Linked DNA regions of Homo sapiens: region 2 is linked to region 1. The links are chromatin contacts, found by Hi-C or POLR2A ChIA-PET in ENCODE. All regions are on one chromosome and are shown on one strand. The core of a region is the stretch at or near the end of the contact, and the rest is flanking DNA. Distances in the headings are between cores, read along the strand shown.

Evidence for each region. A loop is a pair of places that touch in the nucleus more often than their neighbours do. ChIA-PET counts read pairs that join two places held with the same protein, here RNA polymerase II (POLR2A). Pooled maps may share reads with other maps.
Region 2: a loop to region 1 is called in a pooled map, with 6 times the contacts of the local background. The contact joins the promoter of TNFRSF1B here to the promoter of UBIAD1 in region 1. A Hi-C loop is called at or near these places in 4 of 50 pooled maps. POLR2A ChIA-PET finds 5 or more read pairs at or near these places in 3 of 52 experiments (Panc1, T-cell and activated B cell).

Annotation. Positions count from the first base shown.
Region 1 is chr1:11,271,483-11,274,686 of GRCh38, reverse strand. It overlaps UBIAD1 (UbiA prenyltransferase domain containing 1), which reads right to left and starts at 1,489. Exons shown (of 2, transcript NM_013319.3): 1 at 627-1,489. The coding sequence starts at 1,155. RefSeq lists enhancers at 1,221-1,270, 1,361-1,530 and silencers at 1,531-1,580, 1,641-1,910.
Region 2 is chr1:12,165,622-12,168,900 of GRCh38, reverse strand. TNFRSF1B (TNF receptor superfamily member 1B) reads right to left here and starts at 1,910. Exons shown (of 10, transcript NM_001066.3): 1 at 1,732-1,910. The coding sequence starts at 1,809. It overlaps MIR7846 (microRNA 7846), which reads right to left and starts at 1,958; the gene lies at 1,863-1,958. RefSeq lists an enhancer at 843-1,484 and silencers at 1,525-1,754, 1,765-2,074.

The DNA of each region.
Region 1 (3,204 bases), core at 240-2,739:
AGTAAGCCGAGATGGTGCCACTGCACCCTTGCCTGGGCAACAGAGCGAGACTCTGTCTCAAAAAAAATAAAAAAAATTAAAAAATGTCCTGACAGGGCGCGGTGGCTCACGCCTGTAATCTTAGAACTTTGGGAGGCTGAGGCGGGTGGATCACGAGGTCAGGAAATCGAGACCATCCTGGCCAACATGGTGACACCCCGTCTCTAATAAAAATACAAAAATCAGCCAGGCGTGGTGGCGTGCACCTGTAGTCCCAGCTACTCGGGAGGCTGAGGCAGGAGAATCGCTTGAACACGGGAGGCAGAGGCTGCAGTGGGCCGAGATCGCACCACTGCACTCCAGCCTGGGCGACAGAGCGAGACTCCGTCTCAAAAATGAATACATAAAAAATAAATAAAAATAAATGTCCATATAAAATTTTCAGTCATGCCCTACGTCCGTAAGTCAAACCAGGATCTTCTCAAATCACTGTTTCAAAAAATTCACATCACCCACAATTATAGACTTCAATTAAAGCGGCTTAAATTAGAAAGCCACCTTTGACATCCCTATAACTCCTTTACAAAGCAGCGGTTTCCAGTGGACGCGACTAAGACCTGCAGCACACAGGACAGGCCAAATCTTACCTCCTGTGTAGAGAAAGGAGCCAGACAGGCCTCCAAAGTAGATAAGAGCCAAGTGCTCCAGTTTCAGAGGGGACAGGTAGTAGAGGCAAGCGGCACAGACGCAGCCCAACGTGTAGAGGAAGACTCCGAACCGGACGACATCCTGCGGCTCCAAGATTCGGTCCACAAGTGTCCTGTCATCACTCTTTTTGTGGTCAATGCCCTTGGAAAAGTCATAGTAAGTGTTGACCAAATTACCGGCCCCGTGCACAGCCAGGACAGCCACGGCACAACCCACCAAGAGCCTGGGATCCAGGACACCGTGGGATCTGTAGGCAAGGGCACTGCCCAGGGCCACCGGTGTGAGTGAGGCACTGAAGCTCCAGGGCCTCAGGGCCAACACGTAGGAGGCACACTTCTGCCTCCAGGAGCGCTGGGGGAGCCTATCTTGCTCGGGACAGTCGTTCCCCAGCGGGTCCCTGTCCCCAGCTTTGACAGTCTCTCCCGACAGGATGTTAATCTTCTCCCCCAGGACCTGAGAGGCCGCCATGGAAGCTCCACGTGGTTGAAGTAAACTCTAAAAGTGAGCCACGCACAGTGACCGCCCGGGAAGGAGGAAGGACGGGGCGGGGCAGCAGGGCCCGACCTTCCTTCGGTTCCGCCCCAGGACAGGGCTGGTGTGGCGGCAAGGTCCGGGGGCAACAGCAAGTGGGTCTTACACCCCACGAGGCCAAGCGGCGCCGCCCCTACTACCCGTCACCTGGGCGAAGTCTGTCTCCGGCCCCCAGCCCCGCGTTAGAGCCCACGGCTGAGCCGCGGCCGCCTTCTTTAGGCCGCCAGAGCCGCCATCTTGTGCGCCGGCCTCTGGAGGCCCGCCCGGAAACAGGTGCCGGCGGCGCGGGCTGGACCGGAGGGTGGGCTGGAGGGCGGGAGGGGGCGGGGCCGAGCCAGAGGCGGGGAGAAGGGCGGTGAGGGGTGGGGGGCGGGGGCCTGGTCAGAGGCGGGGCGGGCAGGGCCGAGTCAGAGGAGGGGCGGGGTCAGAGGCGGGGAGAAGGGCGGTGAGGGGTGGGGCGGGGCTGAGGGGCGGGGCCAGACCGGTGGTGGGGCGGGAGGGGGCGGGGCCGGGGCGGGAATGGACCGGGAGCGGGGACGGGCCAGGAGCTGGGGCCGGGCGGTGACCCGGCATCCAGCCCTTTTCCTGCCTGCACTGCGCCCCGCAGCTACTTCCAGACTAACTGCAATCAGCCTCTCTTAGCATCATAAGAACTCGAAGGCGTGTTGCTTTAGGACTTACCGGGCGCACTTTCATTCACGAAGTAGGATTCATTAATTTATTCATGCTACAAGCATTTATTGAGCGCCTGCTGTGTGCATACATTCTGACGTCTATCATATCTGCACCGTGGAAATACTCTATGATGTGCTACTGCTCACCTCTTATCAGCTTTTCATTCAGTGACATCCTTCAGCAGCTTGAAATCTGCCCATGGTGGGAGAATTTACACCACGCAAATCAGCAAATGCTTAATAACTGCTAAGTCGTCTAGACTTAAGAAAGTGGCGGAGAAAATGTTCATATTACTGGTTAAACTTAAAAGTGTTGGAGGGTGCGGTGGCTCACGCCTGTAATCCCAGCACTTTGGAAGGCCGAGGCAGGCGGATCACTTGATGTCAGGAGTTCGACATCAGCCTGGCCAACATAGCGAAACCCTGTCTCTACTAAAAATACAAAAATTAGCCGTGCGTGGTGGCAGGCACCTGTAATCCCAGCTACTCGGGAGGCTGGGGCAGGAGAATTGCTTGAACCCGGGAGATGGAGGTTGCAGTGAGCCAAGATCATGCCAATGGGCTCCAGCCTGGGCAACAGAGTGAGACTCCATCTCAAAAAAAAAAAAAAAATTAGCCGGGGGTGGTGGTGCATTCCTGTAATCACAGCTACTCGGGAGGCTGAGGCAGGAGAATTGCTTGAACCCTGGAGGCAGAGGCTGCAGTGAGCCAAGATCACGCCACTGCACTCCAGCCTGGGCAGTAGAGCGAGACTCCGTCTCAAAAAAGAAAAAAAAGAGAGAAAAAAAGTGTGTAAGTGAATGCACCAAAACTTTGAGGAAATATTCGTTCAGCATTGGCAAATTATTATCCAGTTGAACAAATAAGTCGCTTGTAGCCTTGACAAACTAGTGAAGTTCTGACATATCTCTTTTGATTGTTTCACTTTCCTCTTACTCCTAACATAAAATATCAACCAACATTCATGTCTGAACTATGCTCATTGATCAATTGGGACCATAGGGAAGCTACACAACATCAAAGAAAGCATACTGTGAGAACTGGCTATATGGAGTTTACAATAGAGTCCTGTACTGTATATTTTAGTATTTGTAAACTGTATGCTACACATCATTTACATCAGTGAAATTATAATACACATGCAACATAGATGCACACAGGACTGACTACATAATTTGTGGTACCCAGTGCAAACTAAAGAGGTGGAGCTGGGGGTGATAATGTGTGCCTGTAGTCCCAGCTACTCAGGAGGTTTTTTTGAGACGGAGTCTTGCTCTGTTGCCCAGGCTGGGGTGCAGTGACACAATCTCGG
Region 2 (3,279 bases), core at 661-3,160, 890 kb before region 1:
CCTCAACCATTGGGAGCCACAGGAGGCTCCCCAGGCAAACAGAGAGGTGCCTCATGCTTGAGAAGGGTCTCTCTGCCAAGGATCAGCGGGAGAGGGGGCAGGGCCGGGAGACCAGCTACAAGGCTGCGGCAATAGTCCGGGTGGGGTCGTGGGGAGCAGGGATGAGGGAGGAGGGAATATGAGCTGCCGCAGGAGCTGGTCAGGAAGGGAAGGAAGTGGGAGGGAACCTCCTCCAGCTACTCCAGGACTGCAGCCTGGTGTCCTGCTGAGCCCTGTGCCTGACACCCCTCTCCCATCCAGGGGCTCACATGACCCCAGAGTTCACCCAGGCAGGCCCAAGCTCAGCGGCAGGAAGACCCCCTCTGAGGCCAGAGTATATGGCATGACCCCAAAGTCAAGCTGGGGACCACGGTCGTCCCCATTCACACTCGGCCCTAGAGTGGGGACTCTCCTGACCCAAAGGCCACCCAGGACTTACTCTGGGGCAGTTCTCCAGGACCCACTCCTGACACCCACTGTCGGTGAGTCAATTCTAGTCTGACAGCCCCCATCTTCCACCCACAAGAACTGGACTCTCTGGCCTCAGATCAACAAGTCACCTTATGTCACCACAGAAGCCAGTGCCACCTCCCACCTTCCTCCTCGGTCAAGATGTCAGATGGGGGCAGATGGGCCATGTGTCCATCAGGGGCGGCTCTGAGGAAGGATGAACGCCCACCTTCCCCGCAGCCTCAGGGCACAGGGGCCGAAGGCAGGAGAGGCCCCCTTTGGAGGAAGAGTTCCCCCCAGACCCTTCCATGAAATACAAGTTCTCTGAGCCTCAGTTTTCCTTCTCTAAAAAATGGTTTATCTTATCTTACCAAACCATGGAGACAGTAAAACAAAAATGGGGTTATCCTATGTTACCAGACCAGGAGACAGTCAAAAACAGGCAAAGGGTGCACAGTCCCTTGTACGCCCGTTGCTACTGTGGGAGTGACGTTCATATTGAATAGGAGCCCTAGGGTTTCTGCTGTCTCCATTTTCCTGCGGCCCCCGGAGACTTCATTTGCCTTGCTCGATTACCAGCCCAGACCTCCCTCGCTTGCCCTGTCCCCAGAGGCCGCAGAAAACAGACTCTGCAGTAGCCCCCGGACGCATCGGAGGAAGCAGACAGGCAGCTCGCCCTCCAGCTGTGCCCTCAGTGGACCTGACACACACCTGGTCCTGCTCTTCAGACACAGGACCCTGGTATTTCTAAGAAATCGGAAAACCGTCGCCCAGAGGAAAAGGAAGTCTTTTGAAGAGGGTGCCCGGCGTGGGCAGTGGGGCAGCGCCCCGGCACAGCCCCTTCTCCACCGCGTGGGAGGGAAGGGCTGTCGCGGCAGTCGCCGGGGTGAGGGAAGAGGGGTCCCGGGTCTAGCGGGGGTCTGCCCAGGACCCGCTGCTCAGCCCCAAATGCCCCGGCCTGCGCTCGCGGAGGAACCAGGGTGCGCCCCTGTCACGACGCGGGTAAGAGGGGCTTCGGGGGCCAGAGTTGTGCCCCGAGCGCACGTGTGCCGGGCCCGGAGTCCCCAGCGGGTCCCCAGAGGCGCGCGTGTCTGATGCGGATGGGGGGCGGCGACTGGGACTCCCAGCCTCCCAGCCCGTGACAGCGCCCCGGGAGAGCGCGGCCCGGGCACCCGAAGGCTGCGCACCAGCCGGGTGGACATGCGGGGCGGCTGTCCCCCGTGGGCCGCGCGAGTCACCCACCTGGGCGGGCAAGGCGTGCGCCGCAGCCCAGAGCTCCAGTCCGACGGCCAGCGCGGCCCAGACGGCGACGGGCGCCATGGGTGCGGGCGGGGTCCGGTTGCCCCCTGCCCTCGCGCCCTCGCGCCCTCGCAGCCCAGCGCCTTCTCTCCAGGCTCCGCTGCGCTCGCTAGCCCTCGACTGAAAGCGAAAGCCCGCGCCCCAGCGGGCCAGAGGCCAGGCGGCGGGGCGGGGCGGGGCCAGCCGGCCTTGGACACGCCTCCCCCACGCCCCTCCCCAGACGCTGCTGGGCCTCCGACCCGACCACTCCAGCATCGCTGGGCCGATACCTCCAGCGTCACTCCCAGCACTCGGGTGACCCCTCAACCTCCTCCTATCGTCCCCTCCTCTTCGAATCACCATCTCCACCTGCCCGGCCTCCACCTGCCCGGCCTCCACCTGCCCTCCCAGCTCCCACAGGCTTCCCTGTCCCGTGAGGGTGAGGCACTAATTTGGAAAAACATCCCCCAAAGCTGACAGCTGCTTTAGGGGAACCAAGAGAATTCTAGATCATTCACTTATTTAGACTCTATTTTAAATATATTTAATTCTTATTTTTTAATTTTTTTTGAGACAAGGTCTCACTCTTTCACCCATAGCTCACTGCAGCCTCCAACTCCTGCGCTCAAGCGATCCTCCCACCTCAGCCTCCCGAGTAGCTGGGACTACAGGCTCGGGCCACCATGCTAGGCTGATTTCTTTATAGAGATGGGGTTTCGCCATGTTGTCCAGGCTGGTCTCGAACTCCTGAGCTCACGTGTTCTTCCCACCCTCAAGTGATCTTCCCGCCTCTGGCCTCCCAAGGTGCTGGGATTATAGGTGTGAGCCACTGCACTCGGCCTGTTTAGACTCTAGAGCCAGACCACCTGGGTCTGGATCTCTGAACTGACCTCATAGGACTATTCTAAAAATTTAAAGATATGTAATATACATAATGCAGTCTGTACTTTATATATACTTAAGTAAGTATCTACATATATAACAATAGGCATTTATAAATCTTGGCTGTTGTTACTACTCTTCGCGTGTTCATTTATCCTTAAACACGCATCCAGCCTTCTCACAGGGAGAAGACTCTGCACTTCCCTGCTCAAGTCTCCTGCCCAGGCAGGGGGCAGATGAACAGAGGCTGGGAGAGAATGTCACCAGGGAAGCTGCAGGGCCCTGAGGGGCTGCTGAGACCAGGCCCAGGAGAGCTGGCTTCCCCAGGATTTACATCATGACCGAGCACCCATTCCAGCTGCAATCTGTCCCCCCATCCCCACTTTGAGTGCCAGCCCTAATACAGGGCCAGCCCTGCGGGGCCAGAGCACATTCCTCCAGCCCTGGATTACGGGGGTCCTAGCCCCCAGCACATAGGGCATTTCTAAGGGTTGGGGTGGGCTGGGTGGCAGGAGGCTATTCTGTTCCCTGTTTCCTCACTGCAGGCTGCCTGAAGAGGTACAGAGACCCTTGCTCCCGGCCACCAGCCCCACAGTGGAGCCTGCAAGGATGGTGCTTCTAGGTGCTGAG